Linked DNA regions of Homo sapiens: region 2 is linked to region 1. A link is a loop called in an ENCODE intact Hi-C map of the cell type or tissue named here. Cell type or tissue: heart right ventricle. All regions are shown on one strand.

Evidence for each region. Hi-C counts contacts between places; a loop is a spot of excess contacts. Peaks named below come from ENCODE experiments on the same cell type or tissue, not always from the same donor. Only the 100,000 strongest peaks of a DNase experiment are listed, where the experiment ranks them.
Region 2: a loop joins it to region 1, with 2.2 times the contacts of the local background. A loop is called at or near these places in 62 of 110 quality-filtered maps.

Annotation. Positions count from the first base shown.
Region 1 is chr10:35,558,987-35,566,986 of GRCh38, forward strand. CCNY (cyclin Y) reads left to right here. Exons shown (of 10, transcript NM_145012.6): 9 at 7,037-7,199. Among named protein-coding and RNA genes, the nearest start is that of GJD4, 42 kb to the right of the region's middle. RefSeq lists enhancers at 5,436-5,545, 5,606-5,715, 5,986-6,065. In heart right ventricle, CTCF peaks have their summits at 4,487 (motif pointing right), 4,690 and 6,511; DNase peaks (open chromatin) are centred at 2,912, 4,515, 5,781, 6,367 and 1 weaker place; H3K27ac peaks cover 5,926 bases.
Region 2 is chr10:35,320,642-35,328,641 of GRCh38, forward strand. CCNY-AS1 (CCNY antisense RNA 1) reads right to left here. Exons shown (of 4, transcript NR_186477.1): 3 at 912-1,029. It also overlaps a transcript of CCNY not described here. Among named protein-coding and RNA genes, the nearest start is that of CCNY-AS1, 12 kb to the right of the region's middle. In heart right ventricle, no CTCF peak of the experiment used is centred here; no DNase peak of the experiment used is centred here; H3K27ac peaks cover 832 bases.

The DNA.
Region 1 (8,000 bases):
AGGAGTTTTGAGGTGCATATTAGAAAAACCCAAGACTGCCTTGAAGGGATTGTTGGTAGAAATGTGGGCATTAAAGGTGATTCTGGTGAAGACTCAGAAAAGAGGACAGCTGTAGAAAATGCCTCTACCATTTTAGATGCATTCACATGTCATCATGAACAGAATGTTGTTGGCAATATGAATGTCCAAGGTGCTTATGGTGAGGTCTCAGAAAGAAGTGAGGAGCATGTTCCTGGGAGCTGGAGGAAAGGTGATCCTTGTTAAAAAGTGGCAAAGACCTGACCAAATAGCGTTCTAGTGTTTTGTGGAAAGTGGAATGTTTAAGAAATGAATGTGGATGTTTTAGCCAAGGAGATTTCCATGCACAGTGTGGAAGTCACAGCCTAGTCCCTCTTGTTGCTCGTAGTATACTGTGAGAGGAGAGAGAGAAACAGAAGGAGGAGGAATTATTTAGTAACAAGGAACCAAATCTTCTAGCTGAAGATTTAGAAATCTCAAATCTTCTAATCTCAGTCTATCCATATGGCAAAAAAATGGGAAAGTGTGCTCTGGAGGCAACACAAGGGTGCTGGGACAGCATTTGCTAAAGAGATTACAGATGTGACAGATGGATCCAGTCAGCCAGCCATCTCAGCAGAAGCGCTGCCGGCTTGCACCAAAGGGCCCAGAGACAGGACAGGTGAAGCAAGGCTGTCGTACTCTGGCATTCCACGGGCCAGCAGAACTGTCTGGCATGACTTGTGATATCCTCCAAGGAAAGGGGTGAATGATCCTGAGATGGTACCGAGGCCAGCAGGTCTGCCACTGCCACCATGGGCCCAGCAGGCACAGCCTGGAGTGAGGCTGTTTCCTCCTTGGCTCCAGGGGGTTAGGCCAAGGCAGGGCTGCCTACCTGGGGGTGGGTGATGGCGCATCAGCAGAGAGGACTTAAGTCTTCAATCCCTGGAGCTTGCCCTGCTAGATTTCGGGCTTGCTGGACACTGTGACCTCTTTCTTTCTGAGTTTTCTTTCTTTTGGAAGGAAAGGGGATGCCTGTCCTATGTCTGTCCTATGCCTGTGCCACCATTGTATTTTAGAAGCAGGTCACTGGGTCACAGCTGGAGAGGAATTTTGCCTTAGGATGAATCATACCTCAATCTTCACCCATACCTGATTCAGATGAGATTTAGATAGGATTTGGGACTTAGAGATGGAGCGGGAATGCATTAGGACTTTGGGGCTGTTAGGATGAGGTGAGTGTGTTCTGCATGTAAGATGGACATGAATTCTGAAGGGCACGAAGGCAGTGTTGCGGGGCTGAACTTTGTCCCCCTCAAATTCACATGCAAAGCCCTCCCAACCCCTAGTGTTTGAGAATGTAACCATGTCTGGAGATAAGGTTTTTAAAGACCTAATTAAATTAACATTGGTTCATTTGGGTGGGTCCTAACCTAATATGACAGGTGTCCTATAAGAAGAAGAGATCAGAACACAGGGAACAGACAGAAGGATGAGCATGTGAGACTCAGACAGCCACCTGCAAGCTACGGAGAGCAGCCTCAGGAGATACCAGTCTGCTGACAGCTTGGACTTACAGCCACAAACTGTGGGGAAAAAATTCCCGTTGTTTAAGCCCCTAGCATTTTCATTACAGCAGCTCTTGCAAACTAATACACCCTGTAAACTTTATTAAAAGAAGGAATGAAATCTACATTCTAGGAGCTGCTGGAGATATCTGTGGACATAGATGCTGGTGGAGCTAGAGGCTCCAAGTGATTTTGTGGCACCTGCACAGTAAAATAGATTTACTATTAGAATTTTTAGAAATGAATACTTCATTCAGTCTTTCCCAGTAAAACCGTGTGAGCCCAGGAATTGGTGGAATTGGACATCACTCAGCTGAATGGCTGAGGGAAAATCATGACTCCTCGGTAGCCCTTTATGGGGAGAGGAGGTAGCACAAGGCTCACTGGAAGCTGGGGGCCCTGCACCAAGGTAAAGATGAGCAGAGGCACTGCCGGTGAGTTTTCCCAGCATAACTTCAGGAATAGAGCTGAGATGACACAGCCTGTAGAACAGGGGCCTGGACAGCCACCCAAGCTGCACTCCCTACCTGCAGTACCTTAGATGAACAATGGGTTCCTTCCACAAATCCCACTTGGGTGTCCCAGAATGAGGGAGGTGCGTGCCAGGAGCTTGTCCTTCTTGGCACGCTGTGGAAGTCCCCAAGATCCTAGAATCCTCTTTTTCATCCCCAAGTGGGAAAAGAGTCAGTGGCTTGGGCCTGAGGGTGGGGTGGGAGGCGTTTGGGCAGGAGAAGTCTCAGATATCCTGGGGTGGGCTCCATCCTATCAAGGGCTGCCCTGCTGCATTTTTCTATAATCCCATCACTCAGAAAGAATATTGCTAACATTTTTATTATATAGAACTTCCCAGTGTTTACATAGATTTTATTTTTACAAAACTGGGCCCATACTGTACGCGTTGTTTTAAACTTTTTGCCATTTAGCAGTGTGTTAATCTGTGGTTAGCTGGTCTCAGTTTCCTGGCAGAGGCAAACAACCCGAGCTCTCCCTTGGAGCTCCTGAGCAGGGAGAGGGCTCACAGGTTTCAGCTGGAAACCTTTTCAAATGGGGTTTTTGGTAGTGCTTGTTCTTCTAGGTACCCTTCTTCCTGGCCTCCTGTGTCCCAGCTTCCTGAAGTGACCTTCCTGGTATTTTTGACCATAGGCTAATCTCCTGCTCAAGAATTATCCAACAGTGAGAACTTGACTGGGAGTCTCCCCATGTACCTTTGGACAGAGGGGTTCTGGCTTGGAAGGCAGCTGACTGTGCAGCTGCGTATCTGTGGGCGCAGGCTGAAGAACACTGTACGACGAGTGTCACTGAGACTTGCAGGCAGAATAGTCAGGGCACCAGGCCATGTGGATAGTCACCAGCACCAGTCAGATGTTAGCTTCAGGCAGACCTCATGTGGGAAGATGGGGCCAAGGGCCAGCCTTTCTCCCACTCTCACCAACAATCAGTGGTCACAGCATCACAGGCCAGCTTAGAGCAAGAAGTGGCAACCGCTGTGGATGGGGAAAGGACAGTGAAATTTCACCATGCAGAGTTCTGTAGGCAAAAATACTGTTAAAAAAAATTACACCTCGAGGTTTGTCTGTTTCTTGTTTTTGTTTTGCACTGTTCCCGTAAATGTCATTTTCATGTGTAGACAAATCCAAATAAGGAGAAATCAAGTGACTTGTCCAAGCATTGCATGGCACAGAAGGTCACAGAGAAAGAACTTCAGTTCCTCTGTAGATACCTGGTTTCTGGTGGTGTTTTGTTTTTAAATTGTAGTAAAATGTATGTAGCATGAAATTTATGATTGTAGCCATTTTTAAGTATACATTTCTGTAGCACTAAGTACATTTACATTGTTGTGCAACCATTACCACCATCCATCTCTAGAACCCTTCATTTTCGCAAACTGAAACTCTCCCCCTGTTAAACACTAACTTGCCATTCCTCCTTCCTCCAGCTCCTGGTGATCACTGTCCTACTTTTTGTCTCTGTGAACTTCACTACTTTCAGGACCTCACACAAGTGGGATCATACAGTCTGTGTCCTTCTGTGTCCAGCATATTTCACTTGCCAATAATGTCCTCAGGGTTGATCCATGTTGTAGTGTGTCTGAATTTCCTTTCTTTTTAGGGCTGTATAATACTTCACTGGGGGTCTGTGTCCCATTTTGTTTATCCACTCATCCACCCATGGACACTTGGGTTACCTCCACATTGGGCTAGTAAGTGGAGGCTGTAAGTGTGGCTATGCAGATACCTTTTCAAGACTTTGTTTCTCCTTCTTTTGGGAAGTGACCCTAGTTTCTAGAAAAGTAGGCAGCATATTAGATGATTAAAACAGCTCTTTTTAACATCATTTTAGAGTTCTATTTTCAAGTTGCTGAATTGTACCAAATTGGGTTTTTATACAGTGTTGATCTAGTGTGACAAATATTTCTGAAATGTGGTTTTTGTTGGTCGACTTGAATATATTTCTTACAACGTTTTACACCAAAACTGTTTCTTCATAGTTATCTAAATGCAGATAGTAAATCCATCAGGCCCATTCTTGGCATCACGTTAGTTTTCTGATAATTTATCACATAGCAAGCTGTCAGTGTCCCTGTAAAAGATGTGCTGCTGCAGTTTGGAAATTCAAGTTTTGGAAATTATTTTTATTTTCTAAATCTTTAGAAAAAAATTCATTTTTTGAAAATACAACAGCTCTAAAATCTATTTTCCCAAAGCTTAACCAGAAACTCAAGCTTGGAGAAGGTTGTTCTGTTTTCCAGGGAACCCTGGGAAAATACCGCCTTGTTCAAAAGCAGCTTCCTCTTGACTTTGCTCGTAGTGTCTGCCTCCATCTGGAACCATGGTGTCTGTATATCATTTTGGGCAGGATTATCAGGCTGTTCTCTTAGACTTTTCTTCTTACTATTGGGAGAATACGCTTTGCAGTGACGCCTGTTGACCACCAGACGGCGGTGTGTCCATGGCAGCTCCCAGGTTCACTTGGGATTTGCTCCTTTGACGTTTGACAGTTCTGGCCTTAGCAGGGCCTCTGACGCTTTCGTTTTGTTGAAGTCTTACCTGGATTCCAGTATTTCACAGGATGATCTCTTATTAAATCTCATTTAAATGAAGCATAAATAAAAGTTGTTTTAAGTAAAAATTATCCCAAATCAAAGTAAATTATTATTTATTTATTTATTTTTGGGACAGAGTTTCGCTCTCGTTGCCCAGGCTGGAGTGCAGTGGGGCAATCTCGGCTCACTGCAACTTCCGCCTCCTGGGTTCAAGTGATTCTCCTGCCTCACCCTCCTGAGTAGCTGGGATATTAGAGGTGCCCACCACCATGCCTGACTAATTTTTTTTTTTTTTTTTTGAGACAGAGTTTCGCTCTTGTAGTCCAGGCTGGAGTGCAATGGCGCAATCTTGGCTCGCTTCAACCTCCACCTCCCGGGTTCAAGTGATTCCCCTGCCTCAGCCTCCTGAGTAGCTTGAATTATAGGCATGTGCCACCATGCCCGGCTAATTTTCTTTGTATTTTTAGTAGAGACGAGGTTTCACCCTGTTGGCCAGGCTGGTCTCAAACTCCTAAACTCAGGTGATCCACCCGCCTCAGCCTCCCAAAGTGCTGAGATTACAGGTGTGAGTGACCACACCCAGCCTAAATTCTTAAAACTATGAAATTTAGTACAGTAAATACATTTGGAGCTTGTTATCACTCTTTTCACGAGGCTGTGTGGAAACAAGCAGTGACGCTCTTCATCTGATGAAGAGACCGGAATGGGCCTTCCTCGGGCCTCCTTCCTTGCCGCCTGCCCACAGGTCCCAGTGCTCCTTTCCCCAGCAGCTTCATGTCTCCCCAGAGCCACTGGCCTTGCTCAGCCCCAGCCTCCCCACCCGCCTCCTTACTGTTCTTGTCCTTTGTCACAGCAACTTGAGCTGGTGTGGAGCCCTCCTCAGTCCTTCATAGCTGAGTGCTATGAGTCACCGGGAACAGCCATAGGGGTCTCGGGACATCACTCAGGACAGGATGGTGCCTGCATGTGAGGCTCAGACCCAGACCCTCAGCGTTCAGCAGAGTTGGCAGGACATGACTTAGAATGCCGAGGCTGGGATCAGGGTCAGGAGGGTGAGGCCCTGCACTAGGGCCCTGGCTTCACTCACAGGAAATGGTGACTGTGTGTTTTGGCTGCCTGCAGCAGGTTGGAGGGGACCCACTCTGCCTGAAACACCCCCTCCTCAGCCCTGGTTCCTCTCCGCCAGAGCTCCATGCTTCCCTCACCTCAGTTCAGCTCTCACTGCTGTGGGAAGCCTTCTGAGATCATGTGCTGGGGGCCAGGCATGCAAAAGCAGATGTTGCACTTCCTGACTATGAGGAGAACAGCCCAAGAGGCTGAGTTCAGCAGCCACATGCTGCATAGTGTGGGCAAGGACAGGAGGTTTCCTGGAGGGTGTGCAGTGGGTGGGCACCCTGTGGGTGGGCACCCCTGGGGGCTTCCTGGGGAGAACGTGCTGAATCTGAGTGCATGACCCAGGACCAGTGCTCCACAGATAGTTCCCTCACTGAGAAGGTTCCCCCCACCCAGAGGAACTATCTAGAAATAAACCTAATTTGAAAGATAGCTGACATGAGAAGTTCTTAAAGTAGAAGTTTTTGAATTTCTCCCAGCATTCCATCAACATGTAGATGGGTTGGCAGGGTGGATCTTAGCACCTCCTCTCCCAACCTACCTTTTTAGTTGAGTGGTTCTCAGAGTGTGGGCCCGGGGCAAGAGCCTCAGCCTCACCATCATCTGGGAGTTCCTTAGAAATGCACATTCTCAGGCCCCACTGCAGACCTACTGATCCCCACAGTGTGAAGGTGGAGCCCCCTGTCTGTTCTAACAAGCCCACCAGGTGATGGGGTGCGTGCTCAAGTGTGGAAACTACTGCTTCCATTCTTCCCGGCTTGTGAGTTCTCTTTTTAAGAGACTGAGGCAGAGACTGGACACCCTCCCCCCATAATCCCTGCCTTTTGCCTAAGAAAGCCCCTACACAGTTCCTCCCTTCTTTTCTCCCTGGAGGTAGGGAGGGGCCACCGAGGAAGCCAATGTCCTCTAGGTCTGCAGAGGCTGAGTGTTTTCCTCTGGGCCCCTGCGGAAGGGCCCTCACTGGACTCCACGTGGCAGCTCTTGGCTGCTGCATCCACCCTTTGTTAGCAGCCTGTCCTCACGGAGACCTGCAGCCAGAGCCTGCTGTGTGTGTGTTAGATCTCAGTGAAGTGATTCGCCCTGAAACGCTTCCTGGTGATGATCCCAGTTAACCAGTCCTCATCCTTCTGGGCACCAGATCAAGTGGATTTGGCTTTTAATCCCAATATGGTGGTCTAACCAGACATTTACTTAGATCACTGGTCTTCCTGGAGGATGCAGTTTTCTGGAGTCTGGTCTCCAGCAACTTGCCTTGGCAGGCCACGTGGCCTGGTGTGGCAGCTAAGCATAGGCTATTTTTGTCTTTGCTTTGCAGGAACGAGCTAGAGCGACAGTTTCTTGAATTGCTGCAGTTCAACATCAATGTTCCTTCCAGTGTCTATGCCAAGTATTATTTTGATCTTCGTTCTCTGGCAGAAGCGAACAACCTGAGCTTTCCCTTGGAGCCCCTGAGCAGGGAGAGGGCTCACAAGCTTGAGGTAAGATGGTTTAAAACAGCGTTTTGTGGTGCAGTGTTGCCAATACATCATCTGAGTACCAGAGATGCATGTGGTCACATTGATCATTTCCCCCACTACATGATGTAAAATAAAGATGAGCTACTAGGATATATAGCTGGGCAGTTGATTATGATTTGTTCTGCTTCTTTTTTCTTTGAGACGGAGTCTCGCTCTGTCACCCAGCCTGGAGTACAGTGGTGCGATCTTGGCCCATTGCAGTCTCTGCCTCCCGAGTTAAAGCAATTCTGCTTCAGCCTCTCAAGTAGCTGGGATTACAGGTGCCTGCCACCACACCCGGTTGATTTTTTGTATTTTTAGTAGAGATGGGGTTTCACAATGTTGGCCAGGCTGGTCTCAAACTCCTGACCTCAGGTGATCTGCCTGCCTTGGCCTCCCAAAGTGCTGGGATTACAGACGTGAGCCGCTGTGCCTGGCCAGCCACTTCATATTTTTAATAACCAGTTTAATATCACTTTATACTTAATAAGCAAAGGTTTTTTGTTTTTTTGGGTTTTTTTGAGATGGAGTCTTGCTGTGTTACCCAGGCTGGAGTGCAGTGGCACGATCTCAGCTCATCACAACTCCGCCCCCTGGGTTCAAGTGATTCTTCTGCCTCAGCCTCCCTAGTAGCTGGGACTACAGGTGTGCACCACCACGCCCAGCTAATTTTTTTTTGTATTTTTAGTAGAGATGGATGGGGTTTCATTATGTTGGCCAGGCTGGTCTAGAACTCCTGACCTTGTGATCTGCCCACCTTGGCCTCCTAAAGTGCTGGTATTA
Region 2 (8,000 bases), 240 kb before region 1:
AGAAAACCATACAGATTGAAAAGAAGAAATAAAACTGTCTATCTGCAGATGACATGATTGTGTATGTAGAAACATTTAAGGAATCTTTATGAAAGGCAAATCAAAATAGTAAGTGACTTTAGCATAGGTTAATGCAAAAAAATATTTTCTGCATACTAGCAATAACCACCTGGAAATTTAAATAAAATATTTACTATAGTATCAAAAACAATACCTCTGGCTGGGCACGGTGGCTCATGCCTGTAATTCCAGCACTTTGAGAGGCTGAGAAGGGAAGATCACTTGAGTCCAGCCCGGGCAACACAGCAAGACCAAAAAAAAAAAAATTAGCTGGGTGTGGTGGTGCACACTGTCATCCCAGCTACTTGGGAGGCTGAGACAGGAGGACTGCTTGAGCTCAGGAGGTCAAGGCTGTAGTGAGCTATGATTATACCACTGCACTCCAGTCTGGGTGACAGAGTGAGGCTTTGTCTAAAAAAAAAAAAAAAAAATACACACACACACACACAAACACCATTTACTATAGTATCAAAAACATGGACTAGTTAGGGATAAATTTAACATAATACATGCAAGGCACCTATACAATTAAAACTATAAAAACATTGCTGAATGTTATGCTGAAAATTAAAGACGCAAATAAATGGAGATATACTATGTCTATGAACTACAAGACTAAATATGATGATGACCATTTTTCCCAAATTGTTCCACAGATACAATGTAATCTTAACTGAAATCCCAGCAGGGGTGGGGCACGATGGCTCACACCTATAATCCCAGCACTTTTGGAGGCTGAGGTGGGAAGACTGCTTGAGCCCAGGAATTCAAGATCAGCCTGGGCAATGTGGTGAAACCCCATCTCTACAAAAACAAACAGCAGCAAAATAGCCAGGTGTGGTGGTACGCACCTGTGGTCTCAGTTACTTGGAAGGCTGAGACAGGAGGATTGCTTGAGTCTGGGTGGTTGAGGATGCAATGACCTGTGATCATGCCACTGCACTTCAGTCTGGGTGACATAGTAAGACCCTGTCTCAAAAAAAAGAAAATCCCAGCAGGCACTTACATAACTTATTCTAAAATTTATATAAAAACACAAAGGACTTAGAATGCAAAAAATTTTTGAAAAAGAACAACAAAGTTGGAATATTCAAACTATCAAATTTCAAGACTGACTATAAAGCTACATTATTATTAAAGGATCAACATTTGGATCAATGGAACAAAATAAATGAACCCGCATGTCTATGGGCAAGTAATTTTTGACAAAGTGGCCACAGTAAGTCAATAGGGGAAAGACAGTCTTTTCAACAAATGGTACCGGAAAAACTGGATATCCATATGGGAAAAAATGAACATTGATTATTAACTTACTCATACACAAAATTCACCTCAAATTGGATCATGTACCTAAGCTTAAAAGGTAAAACTTGGATGGGTGCGGTGGCTCACGCCTGTAATCCCAGCACTATGGGAGAACGAAGCGGGTGGATCACCAGGTCAGGAGATCAAGACCATACTGGCCAACATGGTGAAACCCTGTCTCTACTAAAAATACAAAAATTAGCTGGGCATCGCAGTGCTTGCCTCCTGTAGTCCCAGCTACTTGGGAAGCTGAGGCAGAATTGCTGGAACCTGGGAGGCAGAGGCTGCGGTGAGCTGAGATCACGTCACTACACTCCAGCCTGGGTGACAGAGCAAGACTCTGTCTCAAAAAAAAAAAAAAAGGTAAAATTAAAATTTCTAAAATAAAACAGGAGAACATTTACATGATCTGAAGGGAGTCAAAGAGTTCTTAGATAATTGAATACACACACACAAAAAAACAAAAAAAGACAAGAGCTATAAAAGAAGATAGCAAAAAATTAGACTTTTACAAAGTTAAAGACTTCTGCTCTTCAAAAGACAATGCTAACAAAATGAAGACAAGTCACAGACTGGGAGAAAATAGTCACACAACACATATCTACATACCTGCCAAAGGTATTGTATCTGGAATATATGAAGACTTTTTAGCAACCCAACTAAATTGGAAAAGACACTGAATAGGCACTTTACAAAGATATATTAGTATCCAACATGCACACAAAAATATGTCAACATCATTAGCCATCAGGGAAATGCAAAGTAAAACCACAGTGAGATACCACTACGTATCCATTAGGATGGTGAAAATTAAAAAGACTGATAATAGCAAGTATTGGTGAGAATGTAGGGCAACTACAACTCTCATAACTTTACCGGTAGGATGTAAGATGGTACCAGGACTTTGGAAAACAGTTTGGCCATTTTTTATTTTTTTTGAGATGGAGTCTCGCTCTGTCGCTCAGGCTGGAGTACAGTGGTGTGAGCTTGGCTCAGTCTCACCTCCACCTCCCAGGTTCAAGCGATTCTCCTGCCTTAGCCTCCCAAGTAGCGGGATTACAGGTGTGTGCCACCATGCGTGGCAAATTTTTTTTGTATTTTTAGTAGACACAGGGTTTCGTCATGTTGGCCAGGCTGGTCTCGAACTCCTGACCTCAGGTGATCTGCCCGCCTCGGCCTCCCAAATTGCTAAGATTACAGGCATGAGCCACCGCACTCGGCTGCCATTTCTTTTAAAATTAAACATACACTTAGCATACAACCCAGTAGTCTTACTCCTAGATATTTACCCAAGAGAAAACATGTCCACACAAAAACTTGTACATAGATGTTCATAATGGCTTTATTCATAATAGACAAAACTGGACAAAGCCTAAATGTCCATCAACATTTGTGGTATATAAACAAATTGTGGTATATACATACACTGGAAAAATACTCAGTGATAAACAGAAATGAACCACTCATTCATGCAACATAGACAAGTCTAAAAACATTATGCTGAGGAAAAGAAACCTTACACACAAGAGTCTATACATTTTATAAGATCACATTTTTATGAGACTCTAGAAAAGACAAATCTGATCCACAGTGACAGAAAACAGATCAGGGCTTGCCTGGGACCAGGGACGAGTACCAGGGAATTTTGGGGTGATGGAAATGTTCTAGATCTTGATTGTGGTGATGGTGGTTACATGCGTATATTACTTTCTCAAAACTCATCAAACTGTGGCCTGGCGTGGTGGCTCCCACCTGTAATCCCAGCATGTCCGGAGGCCAGGGAAGGCAGATCACCTGAGGTCAGGAGTTTGAGACCAGCCTGGCCAACATGGTGAAACCCTGTCTCTACTAAAAATACAAAAATTAGCAGGGCATGGTGGGCACGTGCCTGTAGTCCTCGCTACTCAGGAGGCTGATATAGGAGAATCGCTTGAACCTAGGAGGCAGAGGTTGCAATGAGCTGAGATCACACCACTGCACTCCAGCCTGGGCTACAGTGAGACTTTGCCTCAAAAAAAAAAAAAAATTCCAAAGGTCTAAACTTCAAAGATAATAAATACTAAATATATTTGGTGTACAAAGGGAATGTGAAAAAGAATACACCTCAAACCCAGGAAACGAGGCTCAATTCCTTTAAGAAGCCTCCACTTAGACAGACGACCCTGGCACTCATAGCTCAAAGCCTTGTCCTCAGAAAGGCAATGAGAGCTTTACAGTACCTGCTTTGTAAAACCAGATTTAGCCCTATTACTGCCCACTCTGAAGCCAAGTCTCTTACTCCTCTGCCAATGCCTTCCTTACATCATCCACTGGAGAAAATTACTGCAGCTGAGCTCTGTAAATTAAATGGCATGAATGAGCAATGCTAATCTGAATACCTATAACATTTTTGGAATTACTAAGCATATGAGCTTATTTGGATTTGTAATGAAACCCTGTAAACAAAGTATTTGTACAAACCCTTTGAATTCAGTAAATCAACACAACAAAATTACACCGACAAATACGTAGGTATCTACTGTGGTCTCAAGGAGCTGAAGATCTCATTGAAAAGAGTTTGTAAGCACGGAATTGCCAAATAAACAAGACACCCAGTAATTCCTCTAAGAGCTGAGATGGGGGAAGCATCACTTTAGGCTTTAGTAGTCTAGAGAGGCCTGATGAGAAACTCATACTTATGCAGAACCAAAATCCAAAAGACCAATAAGGAATTTTTTTTAATTATAGAGTGCTGCTTTTGTGCATACTTTTTTTTCTATAAAGTTGAAATGGGTCTGAAGAATAAAAGAAACATTAGCCTATATTTAACAGTCATAAAGGATAAATTAGCCTATATTTATCCTTCATAAAGGATATTTTGTGATGATTCTAATTCTCTGAATAATAGTTATTTGTGCACACTTATATATAGGCAGCCTTCTGAAGGCTATAATGAGAACACCCATCATCCCCTCAGTCCCACTCATGGAACCACTAGAAGAGATTGAAATTTTAAGTGTCAACATACTATAAAAATATAGAGAATTAGCTAGCTGTATAAACAACATAAATTAACTGCAGACATTTTATTTGGAGATATGAAGTTAAGGACATTTTTGGCAATCCCAGTTAAAATTTGATTTTAACTAAAAATTTAAACCTAATTATATTGGTAATGACTCTTATTTCCCTTTCATTTTTGTTGTTTTTTGAGATGGAGTCTCACTCTGTCACCCAGGCTGGAATGCAGTGGCATGATCTCGGCTCACTGCAACCTCTGCCTCCTAGGTTCAAGCAATTCTTGTGCCTCAGCCTCCTGAGTAGCTGGGACTACAGGCGTGCGCCATCACACCTGGCTAATTTTTTTATTTTTAGTAGAGAGGGGTTTCACCACGTTGGCCAGGCTGGTCTCGAACTCCTGACCTCAGGTGATTCACCCACCTTGGCCTCCCAAAGTGCTGGGATTGCAGGTGTGAGCCACCAAGCACAGACCCTTTTTTTTTTTTTTTTTGAGACAGAGTTTCGCTCTTGTTGCTCAGGCTGGAGTGCAATGGCGTGATCTCAGCTCACTGCAGCCTCTGCCTACAGGGTTCAAGCTGAGGCCTCCCGAGTAGCTGGGATTACAGGCATGCGCCACCACTCCCAGCTAATTTTGTATTTTTTAGTAGAGACAGAGTTTCTCCATGTTGATCAGGCTGGTCTTGAACTCCCTATCTCAGGTGATCCACCCGCCTCGGCCTCCCAAAGTGCTGGGATTATAAGGGTTGAGTCACTGCGCTTGGCCCCCCTTTCATTTTTTAAAATCAACTTTGGTCAGGCCTGGTGGTTCATGCCTGTAATCCCAAAACTTTGGGAAGCCAAGACAGGAGGATCTCTTGTGGTCAGAAGTTCGAGACCAGCCTGGGCAACATAGCAAGACGCCATCTCTTAAAAAAAAATTAGCTGGGCATGGTGGCACATGCCCGTGGTCCCAAATACTTGGGAGGAGGCTGAGGTAGGAGGATCGCTTGAGCCCAGGAGTTCAAGGCTGCAGGGAGCCATGATTATGCCACTGCACTTTAACCTAGGCAACAGGGCAAGACTTTGTCTCAAAAATAAATAAATAAACTTTACTGAGATACAGTTTACATAAAATAAAATGCGCCCATTTTACAGTTTAATGAGTTTTTTGTTTTTTTTTTGAGACAGAGTCTCACTCTGTCATCCAGGTGGAGTGCAGTGGCACAGTGGAGTGCCTGGCCTGGAAAATATTTTTCAATGGAGAAGACTATGGTTTGCATTTTGGAGACATTACCTTTTACAGTGTTTTAATAATGAAAAGGCACAGGAAAATGCACATACAGTTACTCAAAGTACAGCCTTGGGGAGAGGAATGAGAAAGGAGAGGCAATGAAACGGCAGGGCGCTCAAAAGGATGGAACCGAAGTGACTAGACAGAAAGCATCTTGGCTTAAGTGGCAGCATAGCTAATATAATTTTACAGTAAGTTAAATAAAATAGAAGCTAACACGTTCAGTGCCCAAAGGCAAGAAATTGTACCAGTTGATGCCTTTTAGTCTAAGAGCTAGGATTCTGTACAGATTGCTGAGTTTCCAGGCTGCACTTTTCCTGGATCAGAACCATTGCTTCTAGGCCGGGTGTGGTGGCTCACACGTGTAATCCCAGTGCTTTGGGAGGTTTGCTTGAGCCTAGGAGTTTGAGACCAGCCTGGGCAACATAGCAAGACCCTGTCTCAAAAAAAGAAAAATTAAAAATTGGCTGGATGTGGTGGTGCATACCGGTAGTCCCAGATACTAGAGAGGCTTAGGTGGGAGGATCGCTGGAACCCAGGGGTTGGAGGCTGCACTGAGCTATGATGGTGCCACTGTACTCCAACCTGGGTGACAGAGTGACACTGTCTCTTAAAACAAACAAACAAACAAACAAACACCATTGCTTCCCTTTGTCTCCTCGTCCTCCTGGTCTTATAACCACGTATGAAGTGTCTTCCTGCCTGGATTTTGTTCTAACGTGGGCATGGATTCTACTCTACAACCTTCCTTGTTTTAGCAAACCACAATGGTTTATACAAAGATTAATAAGGGGAAAAGCATTTGAAGTAAAAATATTTCGCTAGGCTATTCTTTTTTGGAGGGAGGAAATGTATTATTTCTTTTAAAAAAGATAAATATTTAAAGTAAAAAAGAAAAAAGAAGGAACAGAGGAAAAAAAAGTCAACTAAGTTAATCACTGTTTAACAGTGAATATCCCTAAAAACATCTCTTTGCATATATATTCAGTTTTGCAATCTGCTTTCTCTCTCAACAATATTTCGTGGCTTTCTTTCTATAACAATAAATACAGATGTACATCCTTATTTTTATGACTTCATAGAATTCCATTGTAGTCCACTGTATGTAATTAGTTATCATTCATGGGCATTTAGGTTGCATTGTTTTTCACTATTATAAATTAAATGGCAATTTTTAGCATATTTTGCCCAACTAATCTAACATCTATGAATATTAATATTCTTTCCAAATTTTAAAAAAATCAGTAATATTTTGTGAATGGAGAAAACTGTTAGCAGGAGTAGATGTATTTTTACTTCCTGAGAAGTGCTTTCCTTCTGCTACTGTATTTGCAATATTACAATGTTCACTTTTAGGGTATGGAAGATAGTAACCTAAATCCTGTTCCTCTCTTCTGTTGAGCACTGTATACACAGAAGCTTCCCAAGGAAAAGCTATGAACTCTACACTTTGGAGGAGGTTGAGGCAGTGGGGGTGAGAGGTACGAGTCTTTCCTAAGCTGACTTTACTGTTTTTTGCCTGATCTCCTGCATACCTGATGTCCCCATGTTTTCCTCTAAGTGCTCCAGGCCCTCCATGGTGGCTCCTGGCTGGACCCCCAGCAAGAGCTGATCCTGTTCTCTCACTGGTCCTTTCTCTCTAGCTTTTCAGAGGTTACCAAGTGAAGGAACGAGGCTTACAGAGATTGCCCTGTGTTTTTCCGTTCCTTTAGTGCCTTGAGAGGTAAGCCAGCTGGCTAAGATAAACTAGCTGGTACTGTGCTAGCAGAGAACGATAACACTTTGATGTGTGAATATTCCAAATACCACTTCTCAAAGACAAAATGAGATTTTAAGGCATCAGTCCCAAAGGGATAATAAACTGGCAATTTTGGGCCCCCTAACGGGCATTGAAGGTGTTATCACCAGGCAAAGAGGGCCTCTGCATCCTCAGGGCACACCAGTGAGGGGGGCACTCGCTTTGACCTGCCTCTTTCCAGCCCAGTACCATAGCAAGCAAAGCTATACAGATGTTACGGAACTGATCTCATTTTCAAACAGAAGACCCCAAATCCTGGGGCTGATACCAAAAGACGTGAAAATGGAGCTGGGATATAGGCAGAAGAGTGGGATTTACACTTCTTTTTATCATTCATTGTTTTTCCTGGCATTTATCATACAGTGACCAATCAACATTCATTAAAACGTAGCATCATATACTTTGCCAAGGTAAAGTCTCCAGGAAATGCAGGATAGTAACTAAGCAACAAGAAGACTCTGTGGTTTGTGATACTCATTTCTCAGGCTCCTGAGTGTATATAATGAGGTTATATTACATCATGGAGAAACACTGCAGGCAGAACCAACTACAACTTCGTGTGATGGA